Regions from separate parts of the Homo sapiens genome. Here all the other regions are linked to region 2. Evidence: chromatin loops called from intact Hi-C (ENCODE). Cell type or tissue: IMR-90. All regions are shown on one strand.

Region 1 (5,000 bases), 280 kb after region 2:
TGTGTCTGAAAGCCCCTTGCCCGTCGTGGGGATACATAAGGGCGGGCACCTGACTAGTCTTGTTCCCACTGTCTCCCCAGGGCCGGGAACAATTCTAACACAGGAAGAGAGAGGAAGCGGGGAAGGGGGAGGAAGGAGGATGGAAGGAGGCCGGGAGGACCCGTCAACCGCCACTCAGCCGTGCCTGGCCTCAGGCTGCCCCCACCCCTTCTCTCTGTCTCCTGGCTCCTAGCCTGGGAGGCCGACACCGGCCTCCAGTCCCTCCCTCAGCTTCTCCCTGTCTCCCCGTCTCCCTGTCTCCCTGTCTCCCCATCTCCCCATCTCCCCATCTCCCCGTCTCCCCTTCTCCCTGTCTCCCGGCCCCCGGCCTGGCCCCCGCCCCTTCTCCCTCCCTCGAGTCTCCCCACTGCCCCGTCTCCCTGTGTCCCCATCTCCCCTTCTCCCTCCCAAGGGTGCCTGCCTTGATGTGTATTTTCCATATTTTCGTCTCTGTGGTGACGTCCCCAACAATGATGGAGATGTTGTTTCCCGTCACCGCTGTAACAAATGCCACACACCGGAGGCTTAAAACAACAGAAACGTATCCCCCACAGCCCTGAAAGCAGAGGGCTGGCATCAAGGAGCCTGCCCGGGGGTGCCAGCCATCCTCGGCGTTCCCCGGTACGCCGGTGCACCCCGCCAGGCTCTGCCTCCGTCCTTAGGGGACCTTGGCTCACAGGTGCACCCCGCCAGGCTCCGCCTCCATCGTTACAGGGCGTTCTTCCTTCCATGTCTTCATGTGGCTCCTCCTTTTCTTATGGGGACACCCACCGTTGCATTTAGGGCCCCTGATCCAGTATGACCTCGTCTAAGCTGAACTGATCACGCCTGCAAAGACCCTCTTTCCAAATAAACCCACCTTCTGAGGTCGCAGGAAGACGTGGCTTTGGAGGACACTGTTTGGCTCACTGGGAGGGTGTGGGCTGTGGAGCAGGGGGACCCTGCCTCGCTCCTTGGTGCTGCCTGCCAGCTTCACAGGCTCCGAGCAACGGGATGAGGGCCCCACTGCGCAGGTCGCCCTGTGGGTCCCGTGAGACAGCACACACGGCGCCTGGCATGGGCGCTGGGTCTGGGCCCTGGGGTGTGTGTTCTGGGGCCTTGCCTTACAATGGCACCTGCCCCGCAGGACTACTGCGGGATTCCTGAGATAAGCCCGATAGCAGCCCTGTCAGAGCAGAGGAGAGGGCACGGCAATGGTGGTTTACTCTCTACTCTCAGACAAGCTGATTAAAGCAGAGACGCACCCCTAGGGAGGAGAATATTTTCTGTAACTGATTTTGAAAGCTCATCCTGAGTGTCCAAACCTGGCAACTTCTGTTTTTTTGCAAAATATTCTCATTATGAGAAATTTGGAAAACACATAAAAGTAGATAAAGGACCAAAAAGACACCAAAGCCAGCTCTTACTCATCTTCTGGAGAGTTTCCTTCCGGCCTTGCTTTGCTCCCCCTGTGAATTGTTTCAATAGTTGGGATTGACCTGGAAAACAATTTTCATACAACTCCTGGGAGGCTTGCCTGTGTCAGATGTCATAAATGGGTTTTATTTTTAATGCAAGACACACCAGTTTGGCCATGGGCTCCCAGTGTCTGGGTGGACGGGGTCTGGTGAGGCAATTCGGGGGCTCAGCAGCAGCATCAGGCAGAAGCCAGGCAGGGAGGGAGGCACAGCAGCCGGGCGCCCATGTCTGCCGTCCTCACCGTCCTTGTCAAGGTAAGAGCTGAGCCATCTGCAGTCCACAGTCAACAAACAGCATTTAACCCATCACCTCCCTGGGACTGCAGACTTTTCCAAAACTTCAAACATGAGAATTTATTTTGCACTTCACTAAAAATGAATCAACTTAAAGGAGAATAAAAAAGTCAAACCAAGATAAAGAGATAAAATCGATGTAAATATTTTCACCAATTTTCCAATATTTTTCTCGAGAAAAAAAACAACCGGAGAGACTCTAGTGAAGGTCTCGACAAGACATGGCGTTTGTGCTGGCTCCAGCCTCCTCCGCGAGCAGCCTGTCAGGCGGCAGGAACCTGCCACTCCTGGGAGCAAAAAGCTGCTCTCGGGAACCCTCCTGCTTCTCGGGCACACCAGCCCTGGGAGGACTTAGCGATGATCTGGAGGAAAAAGAGGCTGCACGAGGTTGGAGGCAGCTTGTTTTCCGTTCCCGCCAAGACCCTCTGTGGTCATTCCGTGCGGTTCTTGTGCTAGTCCTGTCTGAATGATGAGTGTGTGTGCGTGTGTGCTGTCACAAGTGTGGATGTCATGCGTGTGTGCTGATGTCACATGTGTGGATGGCACACGTGTGCTGATGTCACGCGTGTGGATGTCACACGTGTGTGCTGATGTCATGTGCGTGGATGTCACGTGTGTGCTGGTGTCACGCATGTGGGTGTCACGCGTGTGGATGTCACGCGTGTGTGCTGATTTCACGCGTGTGGATGTCACACGTGTGGATGTCATGCAGGACCGCAGCTCCCTCCTCACCAACAAACTGCTTCCCACAACAATGGTGCCTCTGTGCACACCTCCTCCTCCACTCTGCCCCGCTGTGGTCCAGGAGCCCAGGGAGGGTGAACAGCAGGGACACCCCAGCAGGTGCAGCAGGGCCGGTGGCTCTCCCGGGGGCACGCTCTGTTCTGGAGGACTCTGTGCCACTCTGGTTGGGTCTGGGATCCAGGGCAGCAGCCTACTTTCTCAGGGCCCTTTCTCTCCGGTCCTCATCCACTCTCCATCGGGAAGGCTTAGACTGTTTCCAAAGTCCGGTGTCCCTTTCCCTCCGGTCCTCATCCGCTCTCCATCAGGAAGGCTCAGACTGTTTCCAAGGTCCAGGTGTCTTTGGCTTTCATTGACGATGGAATGAAGATTTTGGGTTCTAGTCCCGCTCGTGGTTTTCCCAGAAATTCCAAGGAAGAGAACACAGCAGAACCACCCTTCCACCTTCAGCTGGAGCCTGGAAACAGCCAGAAAGGGCTGATCCAAGGCTGCCATCTGCTGTCTGCTTCAGGATTGCTGAGGCGGCCTCTGGCCTCTGGGCCTGGGCCCCCAGAGGCAGGCCTTGGGAGCAAGATTTGGGGGTGACCCCAGGCAGCCCTGGGGAGTGGGCAAGTCAGGCAGGGAAGGAGCTGTTAAGGGCTGATGAGCAGGGGTCACTGTGGGTAACTGGGCTCTGAGCCTCTGGGGACTCCCCTAGAGGAGCGGAACATGGAACGCACCAAGGAGTGGGCAAGTTGGGTGGGAAAGGAGCTGATGAGGGCTGATGAGCAGGTGTCGCTGTGGGTAACTGGGCTCTGAGCCTCCGGGGACGCCCCCAGAGGAGTGGAACATGGAACGTACCAAGGAGTGGGCATCTGTCCCGCAGTCCCCACACGCTGCTGAAGCAGCTGCTCCCATGGCCTCCCTCCCTGGCCCCGTGGCCTCTCCTGTGGACAGGGAGCAAGCTGCCTGGCAGAGGCCCCGACTCTCACAGCGGGAGCTGTCAGCATGCTGGGGACGGTGAGTGCCAGGTGCCATGGGCCAGAGCCTTTGGTGTAGGCTCTGGCGAAGGGACCCAGGACACATGCCTGGAACTCTAAAAGTCCTGGGAATCTGACATTTCACACGGGAGAAAACCTCAGACCAGCCGCACGTGCCCTCCCCTCCCCCAACACACACAAGCCCTTCCCGGGCTGGAGAGATGGTGGCTCCTGGTGGTCATGCCAGTTGGTTCATGCTCATCAGAACCCATGGATGGAATTGCCTGGGGGACTTCCAGGGTAGCAGGGGAAGGCAACACTGTTGCCCAAACAGGAGGAACAGGACCACATTGGTCAGAGCCCAGCAGGAGGGAGACAGCACCTGGAGGAGGGCTTCACAGTGCTGAAAAGGTTTGGGCGGGGCTCAGGGAACCTGTGTGAAGGGACCGAGGACCCTGTGAAAGAGAAGCCCCATCGCCCTAAGCCTGAAGGCTGGGGTGGGACTGGGGTGGTGTCCTTTCTTGGAATCCAAAGAGGACAGGTGTGTCAGTGCCATGGGGCTGCGACGAGATGACCACAGGCTCACAGCTCTGTCAGCTCTGGAGGTCAGAAGTCTGGCACACACCTCGCTGGGCTAAAATCAGGGTGTGTGAGGGCCGGTTCCTCCTGGGACCTCCAGGGGAGGGTCCTTTTCTTACCTTTGTGGCCTCTGAGGCCGTTGCACTCCTCGGCTCATGGCCCTTCCTCCACCTTCCAGGCCAGCAGCGCAGCCTCTTTCCATTTCTCTCTGACTCTGTGTTCCTTCTCACACCTGCTCCTGCGGTGACTCTCCCTGCCTCCCTCTTCAAGGACCCTGGGATGACACTGAGCCACCAGGACAACCCAGGGCCACTCCCATCTCAAGAGCCTTCACTTACTCACCTGCTCAGTCACGTCTGCATGTAAATATCACCAGGGAACATATTCCCAGGATCTGGGATTAGGATGTGGGCATCTTTGGGGGCTATTATTGAGCCAATAACAGTAAAGTCTGAAGGTGCCGTGATGGGCTTTTTGGGGTGCAGCCAAGCCGCAGGAGCCAGAGAATGAACACCCGGCCCCAATCTCCCTGCTGCCACCCTCTGCATGGACCTAGGCATGGTGGACCCTCCGGGCAGCCTCCTGGACCTGGAGCCTGGAGGGAAGGCAGGGCGGGCGCGAGGAGGGTGTCTGGCCCTCAGACCTCGACCACGCAAAGGCTGGGCACTGCCAACGTTGACGGCAAGGTCCCTGCTGAGGCTGCAACAGTTCCCAGGTTCAAGAAAACTAGAGCATGAAATCACGCTGAGTCCTGCCACTTCTTTCCCAGCCTCAATCTGAGGGCAGGATGAACGGATTGCCCTGCACAGCCATCGGGCTGTTTCAGTGATTACCTGGATGTTTAGAACACAGATTTTAAGAACCTCCCCCACCCAATACGGCTGGTCAATGAGAGAGACACCACTTTGGGAGGTGGCGTCAACAGCTCCCC
Region 2 (5,000 bases):
TCTTTACTAAAAATACAAAAATTAGCTGGGCGAGATGGTTGGGGCCTATAATGTCAGCTACTTGGGAGGCTGAGGCAGGAGACTCACTTGAACCTGGGAGGCAGAGGTTACAGTGAGCTGAGATCATGCCATTGCACTCCAGCCTGGGCTACAGAGTGAGACTCCGTCTCAAAAAAAAAAAAAAAAAAAAGTAAACTGGTGAAAGTACAGCTACTCCATAGACAGAGTAGGACATTCCTGAAAGTAAGAAGGGGAAGGCATCCACCTTATGTACAAGACTCATATATATGGGGAGATGTGCTCTGCTACAAGGGTTTGTGATAAAGGATTTTTTTTTTTTTTTTTTTTGAGATGGAGTCTCGCTCTGTCGCCCAGGCTGGAGTGCTGTGGCACGATCTTGGCTCACTGCAACCTCCGCCTCCTGGGTCCCAATTTAAGCAATTCTCCTGCCTCAGCCTCCTGAGTAGCTGGGATTACAGGAACACGCCACTATGCCCAGCTAATTTTTGTATTTTTAGTAGAGATGGGGTTTCACCATGTTGGCCAGGCTGGCCTTGAACTCCTGACCTCGTGATCCGCCTGCCTTGACCTCCCAAAGTGCTGGGATTACAGGCATAAGCCACTGCGCCCGGCTAATTTTCTTAATTACTATATTTAGCAAGAATCAATATTGTTATCTTTAAAGCAAAATTAGGAATGCTTTGTTCTCCATATATTGGGATATCTGGACACTCCCAAGTCTGGGTCTGTTTAGTAAACATTATATTATTATTATTTGAGATGGAGTTTTGCTCTTGTTGCCCGGGTGGGAGTGCAGTGGTGCTCTCTCAACTCACTGCAGCCTCTGCCTCCCAGGTTCAAGTGATTCTTCTGCCTCAGCCTCCTGAGTAGTTGGGATTACAGGTGTGTGCTACCATGCCCGGCTAATTTTTTTTTTTTTTTTTTGAGACGGTGTCTCACACGGTTGCCCAGGCTGGAGTGCAGTGGCACAATCTCGGCTCACTGCAGCCTCTGCCCCCTGGGTTCAAGCAGTTCTCTGCCTCAACCTCCCGAGTAGCTGGGATTGCAGACGCCCACCACCACGTCTGGCTAATTTTTTGTGTGTGTTTTTAGTAGAGATGGGTTTTCACCATCTTGGCCAGGCTGGTCTTGAACTCCTGACCTTGTGATCCACCCGCCTCGCCCTCCCAAAGTGTTGGGATTACAGGCGTGAGCCACTGCGCCCGGCCTAGTAAACGTTATTGTTTCCTTAACCATAAACATGTCGAGTCTAGGAATGCCTTACTTTCTGTAATTCAGTCCAGCAAGTCCCAGCCTTATTTTCCTAACCGTCACTCAAGATGGAGTCACTCTGGTCCGAACGTCTCTGACAGTTCATTCCTTTTTCTTGTTAAGCTATTCCCGTTGTATGAATAGATTATGCCCCTGTTGATGGACATGTGGATTCTTTTCATTTTTGGGCTATTATGAATAATGCATTTATGAACATTCATATACAGGTTTTTGTTTGGACACGTTTTCATTTCTCATTGGTGGTTACCTAGGAGTGGAATTGCTGGGTCATATGGGAAGTGTATATTTAATTTTTATTTATTTAGTTTTTTTGTAGAGATGAGTCTTGCTTTGTTGCCCAGGCTGATCTTGAACTCCTGGGCTGAAGTGATCCTCCCACCTCAGCTTCCCAAAGGGCTAGGATTACAGGCATGAGCCACTGTGCCTGGCCAAAAACACAATTTTTAAAATGGACAAAAGAGCTGGGTGCAGTGGCTCACACCTGTAGTCCTAGCATTTTGGGAGGATGAGGTGGGAGGATTGCTTGAGTTCAGGAGTTCCAGACTAGCCTGGACAACATAGCGATAACTCATCTCTACAAATATAAAAATTAAAATGACACTGGGCATGGTGGCTCACCCCTGTAATCCCAGCACGGTGGGAGGCTGAGGCGGGCAGATCACTTGAGGTCAGGAGTTCAAGACCAGCCTGGCCAACCTGCTGAAAGCCCATCTCTACCAAAAATACAAAAAATTAGCCGGGTGTGGTGGCACGTGCCTGTTATCCCAGCTACTTGGGAGGCTGAGGCACAAGAATCGCTTGGACCCCGGAAGTGGAGGTTGCAGTGAGCCGAGATCCCGCCACTACACTCCAGCTCCAGCCTGGGTGACAGAGCAAGCGTCTGTCTCCAAAAAAAGAAAGAAAGAAAAAAAAAAAGAGTTCTTTACATGGATACAAGTCCTTTGGCAGATAGATGCTTTGTAAATATTTTCATTCAACCTGTGGCTTGCCTTTTCACTTCAGAGGTGCAATTTACAATGCGTATCACTCTCTAGATAAGCTCCACGAGGGAAGGGAGTAAGTCTGCCTTTCCCTGAAACCTGGTAAAATGCCAGGCACATACATGTTCAATAATATCTTGTTGAGGGAATTAAATGCCTGCAACCTGAAGTTCCTGTCCGCCAGGGGAAACCAAGCTTAAGGTTCTGAAACACGAGGCACCTAATATGGGGGGGGGGGGGGGGTTAAAGCCAATTATGGGTATTCGGACTCGAAATAGTTTCTAACAAGGCGTTTTGGGGTTGGGGGATGCTCTCCCCACGAGATTCCAGGATTTCAGTAGAGGGCCTTTAAGGGCTGGTTGAAAGATGGGTCTTGAAGCTGTATTTGCACAGAACTATACTAATTTTACTTAGAGTGCTTTATTAGATGTAGCTTGGAGATTATAGGGTGCCACTAAAGAACCACTCCCAAGTTATCCCTTTGACCCTAGTCCTGCAGCTGGGAGTCTCCTTAGGCTAGGAGCTCCTGCCTGCCCTACAAAAGCCCACCGGAGGGCGCAAGGGCTCCAATCCCGATTGGAGTGAGGAAAAATATGCTCCAGGAGCGGCGGGTGGAGACGCTTCCTTTAATAGGTATTTAAGTGTCCACGGTGAAGGCTCAGGAGTTTACAAGGCTAGCAGGGTTGGGGAATCTCAACAAAGGGCGGGGCGTTGCTCAAGCTCCATCCGTCCGTCCGTCCATCCCTCCGTCCCTCCAATCCTCCATCCATCGCGCTGCTCAAGCTCCATCCATCCATTTATCCATCCATCCATCCATCCTTTATTGAGAGTAAAAAGCCGCCAACCAGACCCTGGGAGGAAGACAGGATGGTTCCCGAGAACTAGGGCTGCTCCTTGGCTTTTAGAGGTATCTACTACTTCCAAAACCTTTTGAGACCCCATTATCCCGTTTGATGAAGATGGAGTCTGCCACGTGGGGGTTCCAGATAAGACAGCTGAGATTCGGAAGGGCAGGCGACTCCACCTAGTCACGGGGACGCTCTTTTTGACGCTCCAGGGACCGCAGGGTCTGGGAAAGTTCCTGGTTACTCCGGCGACCGGCCGGCCGTCACATGACATGTGAGCCCGGGCGGAACGCCCAAGAGGCTTCCGTAGTCGGGTGGCAGGTCACGTGTCGAAGGCTTGCCCGCGGGGACCCCTTCCACCCTGGCTCCCGCGTCACATGACCGGCTTTAAGCAACATGGCGGCTGCCGTGGTGCAGCGCCCGGGCTGAGCGACAGCAAGTGCAGCGGGCTCCTACCCCGGGTGAGGGGTGGCCTCCGCGTGGGATCGTGCCCTCTTCAGCCCGCTCCTGTCCCCGACATCACGTGTATTCCGCACGTCCCCTCCGCGCTGTGTGTCTACTGAGACGGGGAGGCGTGACAGGGCCCGGGTCCCTTCTCAGTGGTGCTCTGTGCTTCAGGGCAAGCTCCCCGTCTCCGGGCGCACTTCCCTCGCCTGTGTTCGGTCCATCCTCCTTTCTCCAGCCTCCTCCCCTCGCAGGTGGGATCGTCGGTGGGACCGGAGCGCGGGCGGGCGCGGCCCCCCGGGACCATGGCCGGGTCCGACACCGCGCCCTTCCTCAGCCAGGCGGATGACCCGGACGACGGGCCAGTGCCTGGCACCCCGGGGTTGCCAGGGTCCACGGGGAACCCGAAGTCCGAGGAGCCCGAGGTCCCGGACCAGGAGGGGCTGCAGCGCATCACCGGCCTGTCTCCCGGCCGTTCGGCTCTCATAGTGGCGGTGCTGTGCTACATCAATCTCCTGAACTACATGGACCGCTTCACCGTGGCTGGTAGGGACTCACTTCTGGGAGGAAGATAGTCTAGGAGAGGGGAGCCAGGGTCCCGAGGGTGGCGCTGCTTTGCCGGACCATCCTGAATTTTCTCCTCAGGCGTCCTTCCCGACATCGAGCAGTTCTTCAACATCGGGGACAGTAGCTCTGGGCTCATCCAGACCGGTGAGTGGGGACCACTCCTGGTCACACAGCCGCTCCTCCTTCTGTTCTGTCTCAAGTGGGGCCACGCGCTGGCCTGTCTAGGGGCTCATTAATGGAGGTTTTGTGGCCAGTTAGGGGAGGTGATGGCCCTGATGTTGCTCGGGGGTCAGCGGGACACCACATTTAAAGAGGGAGTCAGTTTAGTATAACTAAGTATAACTTCACCCAGGTGAAGACAGACCTGGGTTTAAATCTCAGCTCTTCCACTTATTGTGTGATGGTAGGCAAGGCACTCAACCTCTCTAAGCCTCATTTTCCTTGTCTATAAGATGGAACAAGTAATAACACGAATCATCTCTTAGGACTGATGTGAAGATTAACTAAAAGATTGTCTGTGAAGGGCCTAGTGCAGTGTTTGGCACATGGTAGACACCCAGTAAATAATGGCAGGAGGGTTGGGTGTGGTGACTCACGCCTGTAGTCCCAGCACTTTGGGAGGCCAAGATGAGTGGATCACTTGAAGTTAGGAGTTCAAGACCAGCCTGGTCAACATGACGAAACCCCATCTGTACTAAAAATACAAAAATTAGCCAGGCATGGTAGCGAGCGCCTGTAATCCCAGGTACTTGGGAGGCTGAGGCATGAGAGTTACTTGAACCCGGGAGGCAGAGGTTGCAGTGAGCCGAGATCGCACCACTGCACTCCAGCCTGGGTGACAGAGCGAGACTCCATCTCATAAATAAATAAA
Region 3 (5,000 bases), 99 kb after region 2:
CAACTTTGCTTACCCACAAAGGGAGGGCACTATTCCCTCACAAAACACAGCCCAAGGCTCACTCTTTCCTCTTTTCCTATAGAAGAGCCAAAGGGCATGACAGTTGCCTCTGCTCCTTTAACCTACCCACTCTTTCCTCACAGCCCTCCTCAGCCTTCACAGTCCATAATGCAGTCTTGAATTCTGGGCTTCATATTCTTGACACACTCTGCAAACAGAATCCCCTAGGAAGCTATATTTATTTCCTTTTTTTTTTTTTTTTTTTTTTGAGACGGAGTCTCACTCTGTCACCCAGCCTGGAGTGCAATGGCATGATCTCGGCTCACTGCAACCTCTGCCTCCCGGGTTCAAACGATTCTCCTGCTTTGGCCTCCCGAGTAGCTGGGACTACAGGTGCCCACCACCACACCTGGCTAATTTTTGTATTTTTGGTAGAGACAGGGTTTCACTATGTTGGCCAGGCTGGTCTCAAACTCTTGACCTCATGATCCTCACACCTCAGCCTCTCAAAGTGCTGGGATTACAGGCATGCGCCACCATGCCTGGCCTATTTACTTATTTTTATTTTTATTTTGAGACAGGTTCTCACTTTGTTGCCCAGGCTGCAGTGCAGTGGCATAAACATGGGTTATAGCAGCCTTGACCTCCTAGGCTCAAGCAAGCCCCCTGCCTCAGTCCCCCAAGCAGCTGGAACTACAGATATGTGCCACCATGTCCGGCTAATTTTTTTTTTTTTTTGAGGTGGAGTCTCGCTCTGTTGCACAGGCTGTAGTACAGTGGTGTGATCTTGGCTCACTGCAACTTCTGCCTCCCAGAGGCAGAGGATTACTCACACCTGTAATCCCAGTTTAGGGAGGCTGAAGCGGGCAGACAGCTTGAGGCCAGGAGTTTGACACCATCCTGGCCAACATGGTGAAAGCCTGTCTCTGCTAAATAAAAAAATTAGCCAGGCATGGTGGCACATGCCTGTGGTCCCAGCTACTCAGGAGGCTGAGGCACAAGAATCGCTCGAACCCAGGAGGCGTAGTTTTCAGTGAGCTGAGATCTCACCACTGCACTCCAGCCTGGGCGACAAGAGACTTCGTCTCAAAAAAAAAAAAAAAGAAAGATAATAAAGATGAGCAGAAATAAATGCAGCAGAGAATAAAAAATAGAGGAAGTAAGTAAAACCAAAATAATTTGGTTCTTTGAAAAATCCATAAAATTGATGAACCTTTAGATGGACTGACCAAGAAAAAAGCAGAGGAGACTCAAACTGCAAAACAGGAGCAAAAGAGGAGACATCACTACCAACATTAGATAAGTAAAAGAATTATCAGGGAATACTATGAACAGTTGTATGCCAACAAATTAGATGAAAGGAACAAATTCCTAGGGGTATTTAAACACCAAACTTAAGAAGAAATATAAAATCTAGGCCAGGCATGGTGGCTCACGTCTGTAATCCCAGCACTTTGAGGGGCTGAGTCAAGTAGATCATCTGAGATCAGGAGTTTGAGACCAGCCTGACCAACATGGTGAAACCTCATGTCTACTAAAGATACAAAAAATTAGCCAGGCAAGTGGCGCACGCCTGTAATCCCAGCTGAGGCAGGAGAATCACTTAAACCGGGGAGGTGGAGGTTGCAGTAAGCTGAGATTGTGCCATTGGGAGGAAAGCAGGTAGAAGGTGGGATCCGAGAGCAGCACACAGTAAGTGTCAATTGTCCTAGTTAATGTTCGGCTTCTTAAATTGGGTGATATGTTCACAGGTGTTCATTATGTTCTTTTTTTTTTTTTTTTTTGAGACAGAGTCTGACTCTGTTGCCCAGGCTGGGGTGCAGTGGTGCGATCTCGGCTCACTGCAAGCTCCACCTCTCGGGTTCATGCCATTCTCCTGCCTCAGCTTCCCAAGTAGCTGGGACTACAGGTGCCCGCCACCACGCCCGGCTAATTTTTTTTTTTTTTTTTTTTTTTTGTATTTTTAGTAGAGACGGGGTTTCACCGTGTCAGCCAGGATGGTCTCGATCTCCTGACCTCGTGATCCACCTGCCTCGGCCTCCCAAAGTGCTGGGATTACAGGCGGGAGCCGCTGCGCCCGGCCCATTATGTTCTTATAACTTACATTAACATATTATTTTGTACATGTCAAGCTTTTTTCCCCTTTTTTTTTTTTTTTAAGAGATGAGATTTTGCTTTGTCACCCAGGCCAGAGAGTGTCGTGGTGCAGTCATAGCTCACTGCAGCCTCCAACTCCTGGGTTCAAGTGATTCTCCCACCTCTGTCTGCCAAATAATTGGAACTACAGGCATGTGCCACCATGCTTGGGTAAGTTTTTTTATTTTTTATTTTTTATTTATTATTATTATACTTTAAGTTTTAGGGTACATGTGCACAATGTGCAGGTTAGTGACATATGTATACATGTGCCATGCTGGTGTGCTGCACCCATTAACTCGTCATCTAGCATTAGGTGTATCTCCCAATGCTATCCCTCCCCCCTCCCCCCTCCCCCCACCCCACAACAGTCCCCAGAGTGTGATGTTCCCCTTCCTGTGTCCATGTGTTCTCATTGTTCAATTCCCACCTATGAGTGAGAATATGCAGTGTTTGGTTTTTTGTTCTTGCGATAGTTTACCGAGAATGATGATTTCCAATTTCATCCATGTCCCTACAAAGGACGTGAACTCATCATTTTTTATGGCTGCACAGTATTCCATGGCATATATGTGCCACATTTTCTTAATGCAGTCTATCATTGTTGGACATTTGGGTTGGTTCCAAGTCTTTGCTATTGTGAATAATGCCGCAATAAACATACGTGTGCATGTGTCTTTAAAACAGCACGATTTATAGTCCTTTGGGTATCCTGGGTAAGTTTTTTAAAAGTGTTATTTGTAGAGACGGAGTCTGGCTGTGTTGCCTGGGCTGGTCTCAAACTCCTGGCTTCAAGTTATCCTCCTGCCTCAGCCTCCCAAAGCTCTGGCATTACAGGTGTGAGCCACTGCACCCAGACTCAGACTTTTTTTAAGGGAAAGAATGGGAGTATAGGTGGGGAGACACACTTTGGGAGGCCAAGGTGGGAGGATCACTTGGGCCGGGGGTTCAAGACCAGCCTGGGCAACAAAGTGAGACCTCGTATTTACCAAAAATACAAAAAATTAGCTGGGCTTGGTGGTGTGGGTTTGGGAGGCTGAGGTGAGAGGATTGCATAAGCTGTAGGAGCCCGAGGCTGCAACGAGCTGTGATCGCGCCATTGCGCTCTAACTTGGGCTAGACAATGAGATCCTGTCTCAAACCAAAACAAAACAAAACAGATAATTGTCAAATTGCTGTTTTGCTATTGTTGCTTTTTGTTTTTGCTTTGCTTTGCCTTGGAAGTGAAGAAGAGATTCTCATTTAAACCGTTATCTTGAAGTATTGAAGTATCTTTGTGAGCTAGGGTGCAATTATTTCCTCTGTCCTTGAGACACAGATGATTCCTGTCCAACATTCCCAAGGAACTCAGTAAGGACCAAATAGAGACTCAGGAAAGACAGTTACTGATTTTACACTGTTGCAAAACAGAGCTATGGTTTATGTTTAACAAACTGCTGGCGGGGCGTGGTGGCTCATGCCTGTAATCCCAGCACTTTGGGATGCCAAGGTGGGTGGATCACTTGAGGTCAAGAGTTCAAGACCAGCCTGGCCAACATGGTGAAACCCTGTCTCTACTAAAAATACAAAAATTAGCAGGGCATGGTGGTGCATGCCCGTAATCCTAGCTACTGGGGAGGGTGAGGCACAAGAATCGCTTGAACCTGGGAATCAGAGGATGCAGTGAGCCGAGATCACGACACTGTACTCCAGCCTGGGTGACAGAGCGAGACTCTGTCTCAAAAAAAACACAAAAAACATAAAAACCAAATTGCTGTATTTTATTTTGTGAAATAGGGTCTAGATCTGTTGTCTAGGCTGGAGTGCAGGGGTGCAATCACAGCTCACTGCGGCCTTGACCTCCAGGGCTCAAGCGATCCTCCCTCCTCAGTTTTCAAGTAGCTGGGACTACAGGTATGCACCATCATATGTTGCCCAGGCTGGTCTTGAACTCCTGGAGAGAGATACATATAAACACACACACACACACACACACACACACACACACACACCCTTTTTTTTTTTTTTTTTTGAGACACAGTTTCACTCCTCACCCAGGCTGGAGTGCAATGGCACAATCTTGGCTCATTGCAACCTCTGCCTCCTGGGTTCAAGCTATTCTCCTGCCTTGGCCTCCCAAGTAGCTGGGATTACAGGCACTGCCACCATGTCTGGCTAATTTTGTATTTTTAGTAGAGACAGGGTTTTGTCATGTTGGCCAGGCTGGTCTCAAACTTCTGGCCTCAGGTGATCCACTTGCCTCGGCCTCCCAAAGTGTTGGGATAACAGGCATGAGCCACTGCGCCGGGCCCATACATATGCATTTAAAAAAATTTATTTATTTATTTCGAGACAGGGTCTCACTCTGTTGCCCAAGCAGGAGTGCAGTGGTGCTATCTCCCAGGCTCAAGCAATCCTCAGCCTCCCGAGTAGCTGGGACTACAGGTATGTGCCATCACACCCAGATAATTTTTATTATTTTTATTTTTTAAGTTTTTTGTAGAGATGGAGTTTCACCGTGTCACCCAGGCTGGATATTTTTGTATTTTTGATAGGCCTGTACAGTTTCCAAAGTTGCAACCTTTCCCCCTCCCTGAGAGTAGGGGCAGCCCCTGCTCTCCCTCTACATCCTCCACAGTCCCGAGGTTTTGGCCTCTGTTTCCTCTGTTTCCTATGCTTGGAACACCAGTCGCTCTTTTGTTGGTCTGGCTGACTTCTGTTCCTCTTTTAAAAATTTAAGTTTGGCCGGGTGCGGTGGCTCACGGGGCCCCTGATTGTCTGAAGGTTGCGCTGGCACGCGCAACTTCCGGGACAGAGGCTGTGGCTGGAAGGAGCTGGGCATCCGGCCTGAGGCGCAGCGGTCGCGTTAGTTCGGCCCAATGGCG

Evidence for each region. A loop is a pair of places that touch in the nucleus more often than their neighbours do. Peaks named below come from ENCODE experiments on the same cell type or tissue, not always from the same donor. Only the 100,000 strongest peaks of a DNase experiment are listed, where the experiment ranks them.
Region 1: it touches region 2 in a loop (23-fold over the local background); 3 of 110 quality-filtered maps call a loop at or near these places.
Region 3: a loop joins it to region 2, with 8 times the contacts of the local background. A loop is called at or near these places in 2 of 110 quality-filtered maps.

The regions. Positions count from the first base shown.
Region 1 is chr16:29,254,484-29,259,483 of GRCh38, forward strand. LOC124903676 (a long non-coding RNA gene) reads right to left here and starts at 4,296. Exons shown (of 2, transcript XR_007065049.1): 1 at 4,189-4,296; 2 at 1,561-2,988. In IMR-90, a CTCF peak has its summit at 3,029 (motif pointing left); no DNase peak of the experiment used is centred here; H3K27ac peaks cover 1,257 bases.
Region 2 is chr16:28,971,285-28,976,284 of GRCh38, forward strand. SPNS1 (SPNS lysolipid transporter 1, lysophospholipid) reads left to right here and starts at 3,494. Exons shown (of 12, transcript NM_032038.3): 1 at 3,494-4,108; 2 at 4,208-4,273. The coding sequence starts at 3,868. RefSeq lists enhancers at 3,231-3,350, 3,431-3,540, 3,639-3,808, a cis regulatory region at 3,724 and a silencer at 3,761-3,850. In IMR-90, a CTCF peak has its summit at 2,827 (motif pointing right); DNase peaks (open chromatin) are centred at 2,867 and 3,417; H3K4me3 peaks cover 1,806 bases; H3K27ac peaks cover 1,343 bases.
Region 3 is chr16:29,070,039-29,075,038 of GRCh38, forward strand. It overlaps the pseudogene RRN3P2. Among named protein-coding and RNA genes, the nearest start is that of LAT, 87 kb to the left of the region's middle. RefSeq lists an enhancer at 4,676-4,875. In IMR-90, no CTCF peak of the experiment used is centred here; no DNase peak of the experiment used is centred here; H3K4me3 peaks cover 83 bases; H3K27ac peaks cover 32 bases.